Linked DNA regions of Homo sapiens: regions 2 and 3 are each linked to region 1. The links are chromatin loops, found by intact Hi-C in ENCODE. Cell type or tissue: PC-9. All regions are shown on one strand.

What was found. Peaks named below come from ENCODE experiments on the same cell type or tissue, not always from the same donor. Only the 100,000 strongest peaks of a DNase experiment are listed, where the experiment ranks them.
Region 2: a loop joins it to region 1, with 7 times the contacts of the local background. A loop is called at or near these places in 4 of 110 quality-filtered maps.
Region 3: it touches region 1 in a loop (6-fold over the local background); 3 of 110 quality-filtered maps call a loop at or near these places.

What each region holds. Positions count from the first base shown.
Region 1 is chr6:112,296,925-112,300,924 of GRCh38, reverse strand. All of the region lies in intron 2 of LAMA4-AS1 (LAMA4 antisense RNA 1), which reads right to left. It overlaps LOC107986632 (a long non-coding RNA gene), which reads left to right and starts at 1,825. Exons shown (of 2, transcript XR_007059712.1): 1 at 1,825-2,064. In PC-9, a CTCF peak has its summit at 2,213; DNase peaks (open chromatin) are centred at 1,944 and 2,664; H3K4me3 peaks cover 3,667 bases; H3K27ac peaks cover 4,000 bases.
Region 2 is chr6:112,201,764-112,205,763 of GRCh38, reverse strand. The region is part of intron 4 of LAMA4 (laminin subunit alpha 4); the gene reads left to right. Among named protein-coding and RNA genes, the nearest start is that of LAMA4-AS1, 33 kb to the left of the region's middle. RefSeq lists an enhancer at 1,328-2,527. In PC-9, no CTCF peak of the experiment used is centred here; DNase peaks (open chromatin) are centred at 143, 883, 1,603 and 3,053; H3K4me3 peaks cover 2,677 bases; H3K27ac peaks cover 4,000 bases.
Region 3 is chr6:112,215,040-112,219,039 of GRCh38, reverse strand. LAMA4 (laminin subunit alpha 4) reads left to right here. Exons shown (of 39, transcript NM_001105206.3): 3 at 2,571-2,672. Among named protein-coding and RNA genes, the nearest start is that of LAMA4-AS1, 20 kb to the left of the region's middle. RefSeq lists an enhancer at 3,918-4,000. In PC-9, no CTCF peak of the experiment used is centred here; DNase peaks (open chromatin) are centred at 1,609 and 2,219; H3K4me3 peaks cover 1,825 bases; H3K27ac peaks cover 4,000 bases.

The DNA.
Region 1 (4,000 bases):
GTAGGATATACAAGTACAAAGACTAGATGAAAACAGTGCCTCTTTGGGCATATATTTTAAAAAATCCAAACAATACAGGAAGATATCTGAAAAAATTAAGTAATGCTAAAAGGAATATAAAGAAAAATAGCACTATATCTGCCCCACCCTTATCCTGCCCTGCTTTCCAATGGCACCAGTTTTTATTCTTTTAACTATTTTTTCTAATATTCACCTTCACATTTTTAAACATTCTACACATGCTGCTATTCATTGTTTATAAAGTTTACACTGTACTCTATTGATTTCCTATGTGAAAGTTGGAGATTCTACTGACTTTTGAGCCCATTGACAAGATCAAATTTACACAAAGAACTCAGAATACGAAGAGGAAAGAAAATTTCAGGAGCATTCTTTGGAGAAATTGGTGCTGTGACTACTAGCCCCCTTTTCACCTCAAGGACAGGAATGCTATGTCAGTTTCAACTTGCTTTGCCTCAAGTCTAAAAACAGTAGGCTCCAAAGTGACCATCAGAGGGATCCACAGGACCCTGCAGCGGGAACACAATAGACATGTGCTGCACTTCTGGAAATCCAGAAGGAGAGAGAGAGGTCAGCAGGCGGCTTTCATGGCAGAACAGGCAGAAAGTTGAGGCTCTGTGGGAAGAAACTGGCTCCCCTCTGACAGATGATCACAGGTCTGTGAAATTCAAGGACCAGATGTAGTAGGTATGGTGGGCATACCCAAAGATGACCTCCAATGAGTCATGATTCTTCTGTACAATCCCCTCCTGTTTAATGTAGGCAGAGCCTGTATCTTGCTTCTGGTCAATAGCATATGACAAAGGTAGTTGGATGTCACTCCCTTGATTATGTTACATGGTGTGGAAAAGGAACGGGATGTCTCTACCTTGGTTAGGCAAAGGTGATAGGATAGTCACTCCCATCATTACATTACATCCATATAGGTAAACCAGTTAGATTATCTTTCTGTCTTTGCAAGACATCTGATCAAAGGACCTAAGAGAGGAAGCTAAGAGAGCAAAGAACTGCAAGTGGCCTCCAGGAGCTGAGAGAAGACCCCAGCTGACAACCAGCAAGAAAACAAGGACCTCAGTCCTACAACTGCCCAGAACTGAATTCCAACAAGAACCACAAGCACTTGGAAGAGGACCCCAAGCTCCAGAGAGGATGCAGCCCATCAGACATCTTGATTGCAGCATTGTGAGGACTTGAGTAGAGGAGCCTGCTTAAGCCAGGCCCAGACTCATGACCCACAGAAACTGAGATTAAAAAATATATATGTGTTGTTTTAATCCACTGAGATTGTAGTCACTTTTTATACAGCAATAGAAAACTAATATAAAAGGAATGTTGCTCTGGGATAGTATCAAAGTGAATCCTGCCCAGAGCCCAAAGGGGTCCCAACAGCAGGAAATGTGTGGGGCTGGTCATCTTCTACAAGCAGAAGCTGACTGAGAATTGGAAGCAGCCTGCCCAAGGACAACATGAACAGCCCATAGTATCCCAGGGGCTGGAGAGAGGTACCTGATGATAGTGGTCTCCAAAGAACTCACACGTAGGGAAAGACTCAGGTGAACTGTCTGCCAAGACTATAGCACTCAAAGCCACCTAAACCCCGGAAGAATTTCCTATTCCCTAAGCCAGTGATGTGTTAATAAAACAGCTCTCCAAGGGCAGGGATGGGGAAGCCTTGATCTGAAATATTTGCTAGTCTCTGTGGTGTAGATACACCCACCATGACTAATCTCAAGCTACCAGCAGTTTAACAACCAGCTTATAACATTCCTGATATTTAAGTGGCTCTCAGGAGGCAATACTTTCACACATCACAACCACCTCCACTTCCCCATACCTTCCCTTCCACCTTCCACCCTGAGGAATCAGCCAGCCTGAAGGAGTGGGGCAGAGAGCAGAAGCCTGCCCTTCCATAACAGATCTGCGGCTGGGAGGGAGAGGAGAAGGGACTTCTCCTAGAATGGAAATGGTGTGCTGATTCATACCTTGGACTAGACATTTAGAAATTTGAGACTTCTTGTGACTTAAACTGCCTGTTCTACCAGAGTAAGTAAAAGTTCATGGGATCTTCCCAGATTTACACACACACACACGCACACACACACACAGAGAGAGAGAGAGAGAGAGAGAGAGAAATATAATGTGGTAAGAAATTAATTTTCTCTGTAGGTTAACTATCCAAGACACAGATAAAAATTGCAGAGCTAATGTTTTCTTTTTTAAAACTGCTTTTAAATATTCCCCTCGTTTCTCAAGAAGGCCTTAATGTCTGAGGTGACTTGTACATTCTTAAGTTCTAAATAGAAGAATGAACAGTTAAATGACTGAGTGAATTCGCTTTCCTAATGTGCTTCTCTGTTTGAAAGCTGCTGCTGATGCTCAGGAAGCCCAGGCGTTAATGCTGCTCGCCTATGAAGGCGAGCATGAAGGTGCAATACTGGGAGGAATCTCAGGAGAACGCCAGGGGAAAATCATGAAATTTTAAAAGCAGTGAGAACTGAGTGCCTTTGCATACCTAAGTGGAACTGACAGCTAAATGGGAAGAGACATGGGAGCTAAGCATGAATATTTGCTCCAGGAAACTCACAGGGTACAACAGAGGAAAGAAACTTAAGCCTTGGGTGGAGTTAGACCTCTGGGGTCAAGATGAATGTGTTTGCATTATTTCCACTGGATTTCCACCCAGAAGCTCTCTGGTGAGTCATCTGGGAGCAGTTTGTGCAGTTGCTAAGGGTTACCCTTCTTTCAGAATATTCTCCCAGGGATGGAGGCCCTGAAATTTCCCTCCCTGTATGCTGAGTTCGGGAAGAGTAGCATTTAGTTATATATCAAACAGCTAGACAGGAGTACCACAGGGCAGATGTTCTTTGTATCACATTATTATGGTACTTCTTCTGCCTTCTGATATGGTTTGGCTCTGTGTCCCCACCAAATCTCGTCTGGAACTGTAATCCTCAGGTGTCCAGGGAGGGACCCACTGGGAGGTGGTTGGATAATGGGGGTGGTTTTTCCCATGCTGTTCTTGTGATGGTGAGTGATTTCTCATGAGATCTGATGGTTCATAAGTGGAAGTTTCCCTTGCACACTCTCTCTTTCCTGCCACCTTGTGAAGAAGGTACTTGCTTCTCCTTCGCCTTCTGCCATTATTGTAAGTGACCTGAGGCCTCCCTAGCCATGCGGAACTGTGAGTCAATTAAACCTCTTTTCTTTCTAAATTACCCAGTCTCAGATATTTCTTTATAGCTGTGTGAAATGGACTAATACACTTTCATTAATTCTACTCAAGTGACACTCTGGCAAATAAACAGTTTAATAGAAGGAGCACCACAGTAATAAGTTTCTGACATATTTATATCTTCATAGAATTTTTGGACTACCCTTGCTTTTAGCTGCTCACCTTAATTCTCCCTTCACTGAGAAAATAGAAGCAGTTAGAGGAAAATATCCGCAGGCTTCTACCAAAGTATCTACCTACATTCTCCATGTTCCCGTCTCTTCCATAGATGAAATTTCCGTTTTTCTGTGAGCCCCACCCACCCTTTATGTAATAGATCCCATCCCTTTTGCCTAATGGAGAATATCAATCTGCCAGTTCTCCTCTCTATCTCCAACACCATTCATTTTACACTGTCTGTTGGGTCATTCTACCAGGACTCAAACACGCTATTTTTTGTCTTACCTTAAATAGAAAAAAAAAAACTACACACACTCGTTTGGCCTCACCTTCCTACCAGCTCCTGCCCCATTCCTTTGCTCCCCTTGGCAGCAAATCACCTGGCTGTCTAGTTTCTTTCCTCAAATTCTGTCTTGAATCCACTCAATCAGGCTTTTGCCCTTACCACTCAACTGAACTGTTCTTGACAAAGTCATCAGTAATAGCCATATTACTGAATCCATTGGTCAGTGCTCATTGATTATCTTACTTGATCTGTCAGGTCAGTATGTGCCAAAGTCTGTCTTTCACTCTTCCTTAATACAGTTA
Region 2 (4,000 bases), 95 kb after region 1:
TCCTCGGTGGTGCCTCTGGTCATAGGCTCCCACTCTCAAGGTATCCAGGGGTCCACTGTGAGTCACTTCATTAGCATAAACTCAGATATGGTTGAAAGGTGCCTGTTATGAATAACAAAAGACAGTCTTTTCCCTCAGGAAATTCCAAGAATTACAGGAGTCTGTGCCAGGAACCAAAGGCTAAATACTGTTTTTTTTATTATGCCACAAGTAGAAAGAGTAGCCAATCTAGGTTCATATTCAAATTTGGACACATAATACCTGTGTGATCTCAGAAAAGTTACTTTCTCCCTAGATCTCACTTTCCATGGGATTTGAAGTCAAGAAGCCTGGGTTCAGATCTTGGCTCTACTCCTTGATTCATTTACCAGCCCAGTATTTCAGATTTTCTCCTTAGTACAGTAAATCAAACTAGGAAGTAAGGATCTGCATCATAGAGTTGTGAGGACTGGACTAGGATAATATGTGTGGAGGATTTGGGTTTGTACCCTAAACATGGAAAGGCATAAGGTAGATGTTGCCTTTACTGAACACATACCGCTATATTTTTTCTAACACTTGGATTTTTCTTACTCTATGCCTGGCATTGTTCTAAGTGTTTCGATGTAATATTTACGTAATTGATAGCTGTTGTAAAGATTAAATGATACACATAAAATGACTTTTTAAAATCTGAATGCTTACTACACACACGCACTCACTCATACTCACACACTTACTGATAAACAGAAAAGAAAAAGACAGATGGCAATCAGATTCCCCCGATGTTTTTTCCTTAATTGAACACCAATATCAACTAACATTTCACCTAATAGCTTGTGATGTATTCAAATACTACAAGTCTAACAGTCAGAGTAGTCAGACGAGTTTCAGTCCCATCCTTCTTCAGAAACTGTTAAACTGCCTCAGACCTTGCTCTGTAATTTTTCATGTATGATAGTATTAATAACATGTGCAAAAGGGATGGTACTCACAGTGAGGGTAGAAAACGCAAACATTAACTGTTCTGTTATTTTCACTCAAGTATGTCCTGATTTATGAGCTCCCTTCACTCCGTCTTGGTATACTTTTTCATTGTTCATTAATATTCTGCTCTCAAGCATTCGTTTTAATCACGTCTGGTGAGATATTTAGCACAGTTCTCTTGCCATGGTATATATTGTTAAATATATTACCTCCAACTTCCTCATAGCTGGTTTCACTCATTCTCTCATAAACATGTTGTGTAGCCTCATCTGCTCAGAAAAGGTTTATAGGCGTCGAGCTGCAGTGTTTGTTTTTTTTTTTTTGGCAGTAGCAGATGAATTAGGCAGGCAATCTCAGATGGTTCTTTCTAATTATGCTGTTCCACTTTTGCACTTTTCACCCCATTTGCATGACAAGACTTTCTTATCTAAATTACCTGGTCTTGGGATATGAGACCTTTAGAACATCATTCCCTATGGACTGAGAAGCCTTGTCTACATGCAATCAGATATTTATCGAGCACTTATTATACACTGGTATAAAAACTGGTAGTCAGTACTTATTATGTGCCAGTCATGCACTAGTCACTGGTGACACAGCAGTGAGTAAAACAGTCAAAAATCTCACCTTTATTAAGATAGGTCAAAATACAGCAGTGTTTTGAAACTCCTAGAGCAAATGACCCTTTACCTTTTGAATCACAGTATCCGGTATGTTAGTTGAGCAAGAAGCGTTTCTGAATGCTGTTAACTCTTTAAGAAATGAAGTCAAAAGTTGCCAACTGTGGAATGAGTCTCCTTTCCTGAAAGAGGAAACAGTTTCCAAAGGCATCAAGGCACCATGTCTGCCCATGTTTTTTCTCTGTGTAAGTGGATCCAGGGTTCAAAGGAGCACTGAAGGGACTTAGAGAATGTGCTCTAAATCTAGATGCATATTCACAGACACGAAAACTCAAGTCTCTAATAGTACAGATTCGAGGTTGAAAAACCTACTGAAAACGAAAATGAAGTAAAAAGTGTGTCACCTATAAGTAAATATCATGTAGGAGTAGGGAGGAATTGGTAAGGGTGTGAGAGACCAAGGGATTTTACAGATTTTTCTCTGTAGTGACAACAGCTCTACTTCTTGAATCCCTTGCTGGGGAAACTGGCTGCAAAAAAGGAGAGGAGGGGTTCATCTGTGGTCATGGAACAGAACAAATATTCTTGGGTCCTAAAAAGTTCTAACCTTTGATCTGGACTTATTATTAACTTAGTTAGCTAATCTCAAATACTAATCAAATATCTTATCAAAAATCAAATGCCCATTGCCTCTTTCAGCTTTTTAAGAAATTCATATTGCTACTTTCTATAAAATGAAAGTTCCAGGACTTTTCAGAAAGGCGTCTAGTTTAGACTCTGAATTACATTTTGAAACATTGATGAAGCTGAGCCCACAGACGCAGGATTTGGATTTCCAGTTACAAGAAAGCAAGGAAATAATGCTTCAGGGGATTAAGCAAACAAAGGGCCGAGTCTATTTTTCTCTAAGTTCCTAAGGATTTTCTAAGAGCAAAAGGCACCCTTCCACTTGAAATGGGCACCACAGTGGTTACAGTGGGCTGAGAGAGACGCAGTGTTTTCACTTCCCTAGCCAAAACCAGACAAAACATAAACAGTTAATGCTGATGAGAAACAAAAACGAACCCTTGAGGGCTGGCCCTGCCACCGAGTCTGCCTTCGCCACAGAGACCAGTGGTCATGCAGTTGTTCCCAGGGACCATTTGCATAATGTTCATGTATTTATTTGGGGGTTGGCCAGACGTCCTCCATCTCTACCAGTAGCTATGGAAATCGCTCCAGTTAAGGAAAATGTCATCTGTTTGAAACAGCAGGACACCAGCTACAGGCGGATGACTCCAGATGCCCCTAGCAGATGTTGCATGCTTCAAGCGTGGGCAGGCTGCTGGGTGGAACACCTTCAAAGAAAGATGGAAGCGCGGGTTCCTGTTCTGGACTCTTAACTGACAGTGGTTCTTTAAGTAGGCTAAGAAATCAGAACAAGCAAAATAAAGGGTAAAAGGCCAAAGAAATGTAATTCTGTTGGAATGTTTTTACCCAACTGTTTGCGAAAATAAATTGTGGGTGTTGCCTTTCACTGAGAAGCACATATTGTTTTCTGACTGATTTTTTAAGTGTCTTCAAACAAATAAACACATCTATTTGCTTTCCTCCAAACACCATTAGGGTAAGAAATGCTGATACATAAAGGAACAAGAGAGCAGCGGGTCACACTTTATTGGTTGTATAGTACCAAAGCCAAAGCTAATTTAAAAGTCCTTAAAATTTTACATACACACACACACACACACACACCCCTATGCCCCACACAATTCATGTGTCTATGAAGAATTTTCCAAACACGTGGAGACCATAACCCCATTTCCCTTGCCTTAATAGTGAGGAGACTTATGTATTCCACTAAACCAATATTTTTATTACTTTTTTGTCCTGTGTCCTAATTTTTATTATCTTTAAAAAAGGAAGAAGAAGAAAGAGAGAGGGTTCCATGGGATAAAATCCTTTTATGGTGGGTCCTATGTTTTGCTGCAGTACTTGACTGGGACTTTCATCGACGCAGCCAGTCTCAGCAACCTTATTTCCAATATTTAAAGTACACATGAAAGAAATTATAATTCTGTGGAGATTATATAGTTTAGAACTGGTTCCTTCCCTTTAAAACTGGACAAGTTCTAGTGCAGAAAAAAAGGGGAAACTTTTAAATGACTACATAGACAGTGATGGAAATAAAAGGGGATTCTCTTATAAATCCAAAATTGCAGGTAGAATTTGATCATTTTATTTCCAGCTTTGGGATACATGTTTTGGACTAGTGCTTGAAATATATATATAGGACCTGGGAAATGGTCCCACCAACAAGTGGCATTTTCTTTTGGGGCCTGCTAGCCTAACCTTTCCTGCAAGGTAAATGTGTACAAGTTTAAATAAAGAAAATGATTGCACCCATTAGAACTTTAATGGGACCAACATAGAGG
Region 3 (4,000 bases), 82 kb after region 1:
CACTCAAACTTCTCTTGAACCACTTAAAAACTCCATTCCAGGGAGTCCTCCAAAGTTCCACAACACCAGACGCAAGCTACCCAGGACATGTGCTCTAGCAGGGCATGCCCAGGGCCCCCAGATAGATGACTGAAAAATATAATTCTTTCAGGTGGACAAGGCCCAGCAGGAACGTAGTGTGCCAGGTTTCCCTGCCAGCCCTCCTCGCCCTCTCGGCGGGGGGCCAAATGACTCAACACAGCCCTGTTCGTACCTCCCTTTTCTTCCCATCTCCCACATTATAAGAGATCAGAGCCAAGTTATCCTTCACCCAAGGTCATAATCTCAGATTGGGGAGTGGTAAGTGGATAATGACAGGCTCTCACAGTGAACTCTCCTCCTAAACTTGGCACATCACAAAGATTTCATCTTGCATGCTGTCCAACCTAGGCACTGGCTGCTGGACTGTTGACAAAGAGTTGAGATGAAATCCACCCTTAGGAGAGAGCAGTGGATGGATTATCAGTATATTCTGTGGGCTCCCAATAGTATATATGTCTCCAGTTTGCTGTCCTTGTCCAAACCACCCAAATCACCAAGAGTTCATTGAGCAATTAATATATACAAGGCATTGTGAGAGATGCTTCCAAACCTGGCCAAATATCAGAGTCTTTGGGGAGCTTTTTAAAAATGCAGATCCTTCACAATTTTTCTGTAAATCTAAAGTTATTCTAAAACACAAAAGTTATTTTTTAAAATGCAGATCCTTTGGTTTCACTGAATCAGAAGCTCCCCAGAAGACTGTAATATGGTCATTTAGAGAGCTCAGAAACCACCATTTAAGAGGCTACTAAGATAACTAATATTAAGACCGTCACTACTCTTACCCACTACTCTTATAAAGAAAACCCTGCAGTCATGCAAAACTGCAACACATTCATGGGTCATCAGATCAATTTTATGGGTCATGACCAGGATATACTCTTAAATACAATAGAGAAGTTTTAGGTACATTATTACTTTGTGAATCTTTTCTCTGAGACACATATATATGGATATCTATATCTATCTCCATATCTACACCAATATAGATATAGATACCAATCTGTGTACTGCATCACAATGAAAACATGTATGTTTTACTTTGCGGCAAAGACTAAAAATGTGAAATTAAATGGTCTAAATTAAATGCTTCCTACTGCAATCTTAGTGTCTTCCCTCTCTTGTTTTCTAGTGGAAACTAAGAAGCTTACCATCAACCACAACTCTCCATTAAAAAATTATAAATTGATCTTCTCTTAGCCTTATTTCTCTAACTTGGAAATGTGGAATTTCCTTGCCTTTTTTTCATAGACAAATGTTGTTATTCTTTATTAAACTTCCTCCAAATGGGGTTTATTAAATTTTAGTTTTAAAGTGTGAACTGATGTGTGTGTTTTTTTTTAAATACTGTGAATGGTGTTTAGTGACTCTTTCTTTACAGAGTAAAAAGCAAGGGGAAATAGGTTTGCATAGCAATCAGAGGGACTTCAGCCAGATATAATGAAAATTTCCTGGTCGCCAGGGAAGTGCAAACTACAATGGGTCAATGGGGGTGTATGATGTGAAATCTTGGACTCTGTAAGTCTGTGGAAACAAAGCAGATTCTTATCTGTCTGGAATTCTTTAGACATAAACTTGTCTGATGGGCGGGGAGCGGATTTCCAGGCCCATAATGCCATTTCTGCCCTTCATCACTGAGACATTCCAAAGAAATATCAAATGCATATCCACAGCCTAATCACATAAACCAGGAACAATCTCATAATGTGTCTCAAATGGCACACTAATGATATCTGGGGAGGGCAGCTGATGATTGTGCAGGTCAATTGGTGCATGACAGGATAGTTTAACATCCCCAAAAGCCACTTAGCACCTCTCAATCTCATGAGCTCATCACTAGGATAAGGGAAAGTCATGTGTTCCTCGCAGCATTCTGAAGACAAATGAAATACATATATGAACAGCACCCACACAGGACTTGACAAGTGTAAGAACTCATTAACTTCCTTATCCCTCCCTTTAACATGTTAGCATCTGAAGAAACAGATGCTTTTAAGAACTGAAGTTCATGAAAGACTCAGTTGCTATCCTATAGCTAAGTTGCTCTCCTATAGCTAGTGATTGCTGAAACGAGAAGTCTTTCTTTATTTATAGGGAGCATGACCTCACCCTGACTAATACTTAATTGTGGTCTTGTTTTGTTTTGCTTATACTGGAAGAAAACATTAGCATTTTTTTCTCCCTTACTGTTACGTAATACCTTCTTATTCTTCCTTGCAATGATAAGACAGTGTTAAAGGCATTTCTGTTCTCCTGAAAAGTGAAAGGAGGGAAAAAGTTATGTAACAAAGAAGATTATATATACATCATCTATCACTGAATGGTAGTATAAATAGTTTATTTTAGTATGTTTTGTATGTATCATTTAGTATATTCATTTTAGAAATGTTTAGATTGTTTAATAATCACTTTCTCTGATTTCTTCTCAGAAAATATTGACCAAAATCAATCTTTTCAATAATCAAAATGGTTTGGTGTGTCTGTTGCAGAAATGCAATGCTGGATTCTTTCACACCCTGTCGGGAGAATGTGTGCCCTGCGACTGTAATGGCAATTCCAACGAGTGTTTGGACGGCTCAGGATACTGTGTGGTAAGTTGGGGCACCTATAACACTTCACGTACTTCACTGGGCATTTGCATCTTGGGTGAAGATAAAATATTTTTCGGATGTTTGAGCCACATAGGAGCAAACTGCTAATCAAGTGCTTTTGTTCACCCTTCAGCTTTTCCTGTGAAACAACTCATATAAACTACTTCTGATTTTAAGGGTCCACCAAGGCATATGCATGAGTGTGCACGTGCACCCGGAGGCTCCTGCCCCACCACCCTCAGCAGCTGGTTGCCTGCTGTAGACCAATGGCGGTGGGATTGAAAATGATACATAGAGGAGGAACCCATACATCCAAATTCCTCTGTAATCGTATAGTTTGCCATATGTTTGGCTTCGTTCCACATAAACCAGGAGAATGAAACAGTTGTTGCCTAGCCTATTTTAGAACCTAAAATAACCAGGTCTATAGATCAAAATTAGTTTTTAAAAAAGAAATTTAAGTTTGAACCCAATAGCTGATGAAAATGAAAGCTTTGCCCTTGTGGTCTTTGCAAGTCTGTGTTTAAGCCCCCAGGAGACTATTTTTTTCCTTAACTGAAATGAATTCTCCAATAGACTGTTCTTCATTGAAGCATGATAGAGCCTTGTGCGAAAGATTGAGAAGTCTTCCAGCAGAAAAGTACTTGCTACATATTTCCCATTTTTAATGAATGGACTGACAACTTAAGTGAAAATGGGTGTTGAAATATTTACCAGAAGTGGCTTCAGTGGAAGTCATAGAGGGCATTTATAAGAACTTATGCTCAAATAGCATGTTTTCCTTCGTGAGCTGTGTGATACAGCAGAAAAATTCTTCAAGTTCCCATCTGGCAAAAAGAGGTTTTCCAAAACTACAAGAGTATTTTTGCATAAACTATAAGAATACTTATTTAAATGCACTCAACATTTGCATAATTGTCCCTATTAGATAATTTTTATTTTAAATGGCCTCTTAGGTGTGTACATGAAAGTGATATTTTATTCACACATTAAGATGCAAATGCAAATGTTTTTATTGATCTTTAACCCTAGAAGTTGCCATTTTTCTAGGGACAGAGAATTAAGTGACAAAATACTAATGTTGCTATCTCTTTGTAGTGTTTATTTAGTCCTGATATTTGTTTTCCCTTCCCCCATCTTCTTAAATAAGCATTACAACCAGGATGTCCTCTGTCACAGTGTAGGCTTCTGCAGCTGCCAAAGTCTACTCCTTTCTAATGCTTCCATCTCCGGTTTCCTGTTATTTTAATCCCAGTGACATTTGGGGGGAAAAATCCCATGGATACACTTGAACTAATAACGTACATCTCTGATAATTTGACCAATTA